Linked DNA regions of Homo sapiens: region 1 is linked to region 2. A link is a loop called in an ENCODE intact Hi-C map of the cell type or tissue named here. Cell type or tissue: PC-3. All regions are shown on one strand.

Region 1 (5,000 bases), 61 kb after region 2:
GTGGCTGTGCATCTTCATACACAGATGTATCAACACGGAGACATACCAACACGGAGGAGATACTGAAAGATCACTCCTGCCTGGGTTAAGTGAATTCCTAGCTCCTAAGGAGTTACCTGAGAAACTGGAGTGAGCATTCTCCTTTTCTCAGAGGCAACAGGCCTATAAAATACATATGTAGCCATTCCACAAAGGGTCAACCTCCTACATCAGAAGAAGCCCTATGGCTTGGGCACTGGGCAACTACTCTTACAATATGCTACAATAACCATGCCATAGCTCTTCAAAAGGTAGTGATACTAGTTGGATCATGCCCAACTTAATATCGGATGGTAAGAGAAACTTGAGAATCATATCCTCCATGAATTCCAGCCTCTAGGACTTAATCTTACCAAGCCCAAGCTTCCCATGGTCTCCCTAATAAAGCTCCTTTGGGGCTTTCTATGATGTCTCCATGCCACATGTAAGAGCATCTAGACTAATGTTGTTCCTATGCCTTTCAAATGACAACCACATTGAAGAAAGTTGGAATGGACTTAAGGAAGGCTGATGTTATGTCCCAGGGATTAAAATGCATGCTTATTACAGTGAACACAGACCATGCATGGTGCCTAGCCCTCTACAATGCCAGCCAGCAACAACTGCAGCAATGACTCTTCTCAATGAAAAAAGCCCAATGACTTCAGAATTGAGTTGTATGGATCCATTTCAAGGGCAGATGAACATTATTTCAAGAATAATAAACCCAATACTGTTTTGTTTTGAGACAGGGTCTCATGCAATCACGGCTTACTGCAGCCTTAACTTCCTGGACTCAGATGATCTTCCCACCTCAACTCCCTGAATAGATGGGACTACAGGTATGCGTCACTGCACGTGGCTATTTTTTTTATTTTTAGTAGAGATAGGGTATCACCATGTTGCCCAGGGTGGTCTCAAACTCCTGGGTACAAGCAATCCACCCACCTCGGCCTCCCAAAGTGCTGGGATTACAGGGTAAGCCACTATGCCCAGCCAACATGGCAGTGTTTTCAATGTGATGTGTACCCCACAAATGATGGAAGCCAGTGTCAAAATATAAAAATAGGCAAACAACTATTGCATTTAAGCCCCATGCATGTTAGATCCTACTGGTTCCAGAACTTCTGAAATGTTCAACAGTTCTCCCACAACATTTATTATTTTGGTCAAACTTTGTAGTAACTTACACAAAAACAAAATGTTCCAAGAGGTTTTCAGTGGAAGAGTTAAGAATATACTTTAATGGTAAACAATTACATTCTTCTGTCATATGATACTTTTTTTCCCTTTTCTTTTTTGGAAACATGCTTTCTGAATTTTCAATAGTTCCTTTGTGAAGGCATCTGTTACTCACATAACTGAAAAGATGTTTGTGCAGTGGCATGCTTGAGAGTACAGTTATTTAATCTTAATGATAAAACCCTGAGGACAGAAAATCACAAGTAGAAACCTTTTGTTATTTATCAAAAAGAAAAGGGCTAAGACACCTAATCTATTCTCAAATTTAAATTCATGCTTGATGAAAACTATCAATAAAACATGGGACCTGCAAGGTTTCTTAAATACTATAGTTAGGTTCAAAGGATGGGACAGAGGAAGTAGGATAAAAACAAAAATGAGACAATAAAGGAGCTCGACAAAGAAAAACTGCTGTTTGGCAAGCTTTTTTTTTGGGGGGGGTCAAACAAAGAACTCGCTGTAGTTTACAGCATGACATACACACTTGATTAGTTTGTGCCTGAGGGTGTTTTTACACTCAACAGTGTAAACTCTAACTTCTATTAATTACAACTTGCATTTAGAGGCAAATTTAAGAATTTTTAAATAGAGATTTTTTTCAAAGGCTGTTGTTTATTTTTTTAAAATAGAAACCAGTTTTTCTACTCCAGGGTCTGGCTAGAGTTTTGTTTTCCTTTCTAAAAGTTTCTTGAAATATCCAGGCATTGGAAAGTTATCAGAGCATTTTAGGCATGCTGAGTGATACAGACTATGCGGCTCTTGTGTATGAAATTACCTGACTGTCCTTTGGAGAGAAATTCTTTACAGATGACAAGATGAAGCTACTCTGGGTGTAGGGTGTTTGCATTGAACTGACTCAGAGCCCTGTAAGAACAAGCTTGGTGGAGTGTAGATGGAAGAGAAGCTGTACAACCTCAGTCAGCCTAACTCTGGGCAACTTGTTTTCAGTTTCCTGGGCTTCTGGTTGTTGATAGGGCTAGGATGCCCTCTGTGGGTTTAGGGAGATGAGAGTGGCAGGGTGGCCGTGTTGCAGAGGTAAGCCCAATAGGGGCCACAGGTCAGGACTGCCATGAGAAAGACAGTGTTGGGAAAGGAAATGCAAGTCCATTGACTGGGTAACCTTACCATGGATGAGGATGGGCAGAGTCTACCCACCGCACCTTAGGATAATAGTTCATAGACATGAGAGGATAAACTACACTACCTGCCTTTGGGGTATGTGACTTGGAAATTCAGCCTTAGGACTTTCCTGACAGCCCCTACCTTTTTATACACATTTTCCAGAGGGGACTTTGCTCATTTCAGTTGAAATTTCTCTCTTCCTTCTTTGATCCCTGTTGAACTTATTTTTTTTAATTACATAAAACTAGTTTTTATAGATGTAGTTTTTTTTTTTTTTTTTGAGACAGAGTCTCGCTCTGTAGCCCAGACCGGAGTGCGGTGGCGTGATCTCGGCTCACTGCAACCCTCCACTTCCCATATTCAGCCATCCCGTGATTCATCCCGTGATTCTCGTGCCTCAGACATCTGAGTAGTCAGGATTACAGGTGTGTGCCACCAGCCCCAGCTAATTGTTGTATTTTTTAGTAGAGGCAGGGTTTTACCATGTTGGCCAGGCTGGTTTCGAACTCCTGGGTCTCAAGTCATCTGCCCGCCTCGGCCTCCCAAAGTGCTGGGATTATAGGCGTGAGCCACCATGCCCACCACAGACATAGATATAACTCTCTTCCATGTGTGTACGGCCTTTGACTCAGATCTTGTGATGGGTTAGATAAACCAAGGATCATGGCATCTTCCAGTTCTAATGAGTCGTGGTGGCTCCCTGGGGATGCCATACTGAGAAGAATTCTGAGGCTGAACCCGGGCTCACCGGAAGCAGCATCCTGTTCCTTTAGCAATCTCAGCTATGAATGTGGTGGCAAGGGTACCTCCTCATTGTTTGCCAGCCAATTCTCAACTCTTTGCTTTATATGTTCTCATTACCCCTGAGAGTGCTCTCTGCACATGGCAGATGTCCAAAAAACACCGATTGGGTTTTGAGGGCAGCAGTAAATAAAAAAGACAGTTAATCAAATGGCAAATCTATCCTATCCAAGAAAATGCAACAGGCCAGTAGGAGAGGGCTTCTTGCCCATTCCAAATGTAATCTTAGGCTGTGTTGATAGACTGACACTGCCCGCATCCTGAGAAATACTACATGCCACATCTGGAGTAGCTTTGGGTATTCTGAGTGACACAAACTGGAGGCGCCTGCATGAGAGCAAGCCGAGCTGGTGAAGGTCCATTACTGACGCTCTGAGGCTTGGTTGAATGGAACAGGAAGACCTGAAGTGAAAGAGGAGCTTTGACAAGCTCCTGGACGCTGATCAGAGCAAAGGGAGCAGACATGTGGCGAGTCGTCCTCCGAAGGCAAGGCAAGGTCAATGGGAAGCCACAGAGGGTGTTTTGCTCAGCACACGGAAGAGTGTGTAGAGCAGAGTAAGAGCGCCTGGAACCCTGAAGCTTCCTCTAGGCCCTCCCACTGCAGGGCGCTGTATCAGAGGCTGGAGAGCCTAGTGTCAAGCATATTTCAGTCTTTGTGGAACTTGGCATCCTGTAGGCTATATTTTGCCCCTGGGCATGTTTGATTTAGCTTATATAAAATATTTTTTTAAATATTGGAGCCAGTGTTTGTAAGTTAGGTTATTTCACATTAAAAAAATATCTTGAAAACATAGAAGGTCAGGAAGCGCACAGACGGCATCTACCTACAGCAACAGTGTGGGCTGGTCCCTTTGGGCTCTCTGGCCCGGGCTGTGCGTGCCAGTTTCACACTTTCCAGCCGTGGCCCCTGCACTCATCTTTGCTACCTGCCTCCATAAATATCTGAGTTTGTGGCCAAGATGTAGGAGCGGACCTTCTCCACTGACCTGGGTGAAAGACGAGTTTTCTAAATTTCCCATCTGATGCTGACTGATGCTTTTGTAAACAACCATAAAAATGAATTACTAGAAAAATGGAATTCAAAAGGAGGCATACAAAACACAAGCCCCAAGTTTTTATTAGCTTCAACAGACATAATGTTATTCTGGCAAATTTCAGCGTAAGTGTATCAATGCTTATTCGCAATTGCTGTGCTTATTAGCTTGTTATGGGCTAGTAGAAAACAGTTCATGGACAAGTCAGAAAATCTCATTTGAGTAGCACTGGTCTAGGGAGTTGCTAGGGGTCCTCTTAAATATACAATTCTGAGATGTGGCCTGTGACTTTCTGAATTGCGTATCTATTAACTCCAAGGGTGTCCAAATGAGCAAGAATACATGGAATCATGTCCTTGATGTGCACAGAACTGTAACTCACCTTTCCTTCCCCAGCCTTTATCCATGGTATGATTAGGTGGGTTCCTTAGAACCTGATATATTTTTGGTCCTTAACTTAAAGCACATGCTTATCTTATTCAAAACATGAAGCCTCCCACACTCTACCTTATACCTTCAGAGAAAAAAGGCAGAAGCTCCAGCTATCACCCAGTATCTGCCCAAGTACATCTGGCTTGGGTACAGCTCACCTTAAGTCCCTGCAAAGAAAGCTGCCTCAGCCATGCAGGGTGACAATCTTGTCCAAGGAATGCTTATGGTAAAAGCAAAAGGTTGGATTTGAAATTAGGCATTATGTGTGCAAGAAGATGAAGAATAGTTGCTAATTTCCCTCACAAACAAATACATTTGTTTATGATTTTGATTTTCTAAATACTCAAAAAT
Region 2 (5,000 bases):
ACAGTATGTTCAAAATAATAATGGCAACAGCATAGTGGGTGATTATCCCTTATGGATAAGTGAAATGAACAACAGTGACACTAAAAAGAACAAGAGGGCTGGGCGCAGTGGCTCATGCCTGTAATCTCACCACTTTGGTAGGCCAAAGCGGACGGATCACAAGGTCAGGAGTTCGAGACCAGCCTGGCCAACATAGTGAAACCCTGTCTGTACTAAAAATACAAAAATTAACCAGCTGTGGTTAAAATGGGAATATTCTGTTATAAGGTACTTGAACTGTCTGTGAAGTAATACTATGTTATTTGAAAATTGTCTGGCTTCAGTTGAAAATGTATATTGCAAACTCTAGGGCAATCATTAACAATTATAAAAAATTTTTTTTTGAGACAGAGTCTCGCTGTGTCACCCAGGCTGGAGTACAGTGGTCTGCAGCCTCCGCCTCCTGAGTTCAAGTGATTCTTCTGCCTCAGCCTCCCAAGTAGCTGGGATTACAGGCACCCGCCACCATGCCTGGCTAATTTTTGTATTTTTAGTGTAGGCAGGGCTTCACCATGTTGGCCAGGCTGGTCTCGAACTCCTGACCTCAAATGATCCGCCTACACCGGCCTCCCAAAGTGCTGGGATTACAGTCATGAGCCACCATGCCCAACCTAAAAACATTTTTTGAAGAAATATAATTAATATGCTATGACAGGAGAGAAAATGGAATGATATAAAATGTGCAATTAAAACCAGAGAAGGCAGGGCTGGGTGGGGTAGTTACATCTATAATCACAGCACTTTTGGAGGCTGAGGTGGGAGAGTCACTTGAGCCCAGGAGTTCGAGACCAGCCTGGGCAACATAGAGAGACCTCATCTCTACAAAAAAGAAAAACAAAATTAGCCTGGCATGACTATGCTACTGGTAGTCTCAGCTACTCAAGAGGAGGTGGGAGGATGACTTTAGCCCAAGAGGTAGAGGCTGTAGGAAGCCAAGAGCATACTACTCCACTGCAGCCTGGGTGACAGAGCAAGACCCTGTCACAAGAAACAAAACAAACAACAACAACAACAACAAACAAACAAAAAAAAGAGAAGGCAGAAAAAGAATGGAAGATAAAAATCAATCGATTGATCAGTTAATCAAGGGCAAATATAGTATGTATTAATCCAACTACATCAATAATCACTTTAAATATCATTGGTCCAAATACACAATTAGAGGACTGAGATTCTAAGTGGATAAGAAAATTAACAGCCAACTATATGCTGACAAAAATAATCCTACTTTCAATTTAAAAATACAGATACATTAAAAAGAAAGGAATGGAGAAAGAGCATGCTAACACTAATCAAAATAAATCTAGAATAGCTATTATTAATTTCAGAAAAAATCATGCATAAAAGCAAGAAATATTATCAGCGATAAAGAGGAACATGACATAATGATAAAGGGGTAAGTTATTCAAGAGACATTACAGTCCTTAATATGTCCACACCTGCAATGTATTTCTGATGCTGACTTAACAGGTTAAGGGCTCAGTCCTCCACAAATCTCTTCTCACTTCAGATACTAGCTGCAAGCTCCCAGTTTCCAGGCTACCCACACTTCTGATCAAATGGCTACAGATTTGGGGTTCCCACTATCCTCTTAGGCCTGATCATTCACTAGAATGACTTACAGAACTCAGCCAGGCGTGGTGGCTTACGCCTGTAATCCCAGCACTTTGGGAGGCCAAGGCAGGTGGATCATGAGGTCAGGAGATCAAGAACAGTCTGTCCAAGGTGGTGAAACCCCCTGTCTCCACTAAAAATGCAAAAATTAGCCAGGCATGGTGGCAGGCGCCTGTAATCCCAGCTACTCAGGAGGCTGGGGCAGGAGACTCGCTTGAACCTGCGGGGGCGGAGGTTGCAGCGAGCCGGGATTATGCCACTGCACTCCAGCCTGGGTGAAAGATTAAGACTCCATCTCAAAAACAAACAAACGAAAAGAATGACTTACTGAACTCATGAAAGTGTTTTACTTTTGATTACAATTGTATTATAAAGGATACAAACCAAGAACAACCAAATGAAGATGCATATGGGTGAGGTCAGGAAGCGCCTTATCCTCAGGACACATCACCTACCCAGCATATCAATGGGATGGAAAGTGCTTACTCAAGCTCCGTGTCCAGAGTTTTTATTGGGTTTCACTATATGGGCATGGATGATTGAATCACTGGTCATGTGACTGAACTCAATCTCCAGCCCTCCTTCTCTGCATAGAATATTACTATAAAGTTACAGTAATTATGGCAATGTGATATTGGTACAAGGCTAGATGTGAAGTGATAGAACATAATAGAGAGGTCATAAATAGACCCACTCATATATAGTCATTGGATTTATAGAAAAGGTACCCCTTTATTCAGTGGAGAAGGGTTGGCCTTTTTAATAAATGGTGCTGGAAGACATATTCATATATATTTTAAAGTTTCTTACTCATTATTCATGCCATGTGCAAAAATTGATGCAAAATGGATATAGAGCTAAAGCTAAAATTTTCTAGAAGAAAAATATGTGAATTCATGTTAATGATCTAGGAGTAGGCAAAGAATTTTTAAATAGGACACAAAAAGTATTAATCATAAAATGTTAATAAATTGGAATTGATTAAAATTAAGAACTTATGTTTATCAAAAGACTTCATCAAGAAAGTAAATATATGAATCCAGATTATATAAAGATTTTCTAAAAATATTAAGAAGACCCCCAAATTATACTGAAAAACTAGCAAAAGATTTGAACAGATAATTTACAAAAGAGGATATCCAAATGACTAATAAGCATACGGACAAGTACTCAACATTATTATTCTTCAAGAAAATGTAAACTAAAAACCCACTAAAATGCTTGTGTATATCCATTAGAATGACTAATATTATAAAAACTGGAAACACCATATGTTGTTGAGGATGTGAAACATCTAGAATGTTTAAACATTGATGGGAATGGAGATTATCACTTAATAAAACCATTTGGTAATAACCACTAAAGATAAATGTACATCTACCCGATGAACTAGAAATTCTACTCCTAAACATGTACCTAAAAGAACTAAGTAAATATGTCCACAAATAGTCATATAAAAGAATGTTTGGGCTGGGCACCGTGGCTCACACCTGTAATCCCAGGAATTTGGGAGGCCAAGGCGGGCAGATCACAAGGTCAGGAGATCGAGACCATCCTGACTAACACGGTGAAACCCCGTCTCCACTAAAAATACAAAAAAAAAAAAAAAAATTAGCCAGGCCAGGTGGCTGGCACCTGCAATCCCAGCTACTCAGGAGGCTGAGGCAGAAAAATGGCGTGAACCCGGGAGGTGGAGCTTGCAGTGAGCCAAGATCACAGCACTGCACTCCAGCCTGGGCGACAGAGCGAGACTCCGTCTCAAATAAATAAATAAATAAACAAAAACTTAGCCGGGCATGGTGGCTTGCCTGTAGTCCCAGCTACTCAGGAGGCTGAGGCAGGTGACTCTCTTGAACCCAGGAGGCAGAGGTTGCAGTGAGCCGAGATTGCACCACCGCACTCCAGCCTGGCGACAGAGCAAGATTCCTTCTCAAAAAAAAAAAAAAAAAAAAAAAAGAATATTTAGGCGAGGTATGGTAGCCCACGCCTGTAATCCCAGTGCTTTGAAATGCTGAGGGGGGAGAATCACATGAGGCTAGGAGTTTGCAACCAATGTGGGCAACAAAGAGAGAACCTCTCTCTACAAAAAAGTAATTTAAAAAATTGGCTGGCATGGTGGCTCACATCTGTAGCCCTAACTACTTGAGAGGCTGAGGTGGAAGGATGGCTTGAACCCAGGAGTCTGAGACTACGGAGCCATGATCATACCACTGCACTCCAGCCTGGATGACAGAGCAAGAACCTGTCTCTTTAAAAAAAAAAAAATGTTTGTAGCACTTTATTCATATTCATCATGGCCTAAACCTAGAAATCACCCAACGTCTATCAAGAGGTGAATGGATAAATCTTGTGTGGTCAATTTCCATATTCTAGAATATCGTTCATCAATAAAAAAGAACAAACTATGGATACATGTAACACCATGGATAAATATTAAAGAATTATATTGAAAGAAAGAAGTAGATATAAAATAGTACTACACTTTCATTTCATATTTGAAGTTCAAGAACAGGAAAAACTAATCAGTGACAGTAAGAGTCAGAAGAGTGACTAGCTCTGGGACAGGGGAGATGACTAGGAAATGACTCTGAGGGAAACTTCTAGTGACAAAACATTGTATATATTTTGGGTGTGTTTCAAGTTTGTAGAAACATGTAAAAATTTGTCAGCCTTACACTTAAGATTTGTCTACTATGGCCGGGCGCGGTGGCTCACGCCTGTAATCCCAGCACTTTGGGATACCGAGGTGGGTGGATCACGAGGTCAGGAGATCGAGACCATCCTGGCTAACACGGTGAAACCCCGTCTCTACTAAAAATACAAAAAATTAGCCGGGCGTTGTGGCACGCGCCTGTAGTCCCAGCTACTAGGGAGGCTGAGGCAGGAGGATGGCGTGAACCCAGCAGGTGGAGCTTGCAGTGAGCTGAGATTGTGCCACTGCACTCTAGCCTGGGCGACAGAGCCAGAATCCATCTCAAAAAAAAAAAAGATTTATCTACTATATGATATATAAGTTACACTTTTTTTTTTTAGAGACAGGGTCTCACTATGTTGCTCAGGCTGGAGTGCAGTGGTATGACCATAGCTTCTGCAGCTTCGACCCCCCTGGGCTCAAGCCATCCTCCCACCTCATCCTCCTAAGTAGCTGGGACTATAGGAATGTGCCATCATGCCGAGCTAATTTTAAAAAATTTTTCTTGGAGACAGGGTCTTGCTAAGTTGCCCAGGTTGGTCTTGAACTCCTGGGCTGAAGCAACTCTCTCACAAAGAATTGCCTCCCAAAGTGCTGGGATTATGGGAGTGAGCCACCAGGCTTTGTCAATACCTCAATTTTAACAGAAAAAAAC

What was found. A loop is a pair of places that touch in the nucleus more often than their neighbours do. Peaks named below come from ENCODE experiments on the same cell type or tissue, not always from the same donor. Only the 100,000 strongest peaks of a DNase experiment are listed, where the experiment ranks them.
Region 1: it touches region 2 in a loop (5-fold over the local background); 2 of 110 quality-filtered maps call a loop at or near these places.

The regions. Positions count from the first base shown.
Region 1 is chr10:62,074,224-62,079,223 of GRCh38, reverse strand. All of the region lies in intron 8 of ARID5B (AT-rich interaction domain 5B), which reads right to left. Among named protein-coding and RNA genes, the nearest start is that of ARID5B, 180 kb to the right of the region's middle. In PC-3, a CTCF peak has its summit at 2,251; a DNase peak (open chromatin) is centred at 2,113; H3K4me3 peaks cover 1,211 bases; H3K27ac peaks cover 2,560 bases.
Region 2 is chr10:62,135,095-62,140,094 of GRCh38, reverse strand. No RefSeq gene overlaps it. Among named protein-coding and RNA genes, the nearest start is that of LINC02621, 120 kb to the left of the region's middle. In PC-3, no CTCF peak of the experiment used is centred here; DNase peaks (open chromatin) are centred at 3,024 and 4,224; H3K27ac peaks cover 2,564 bases.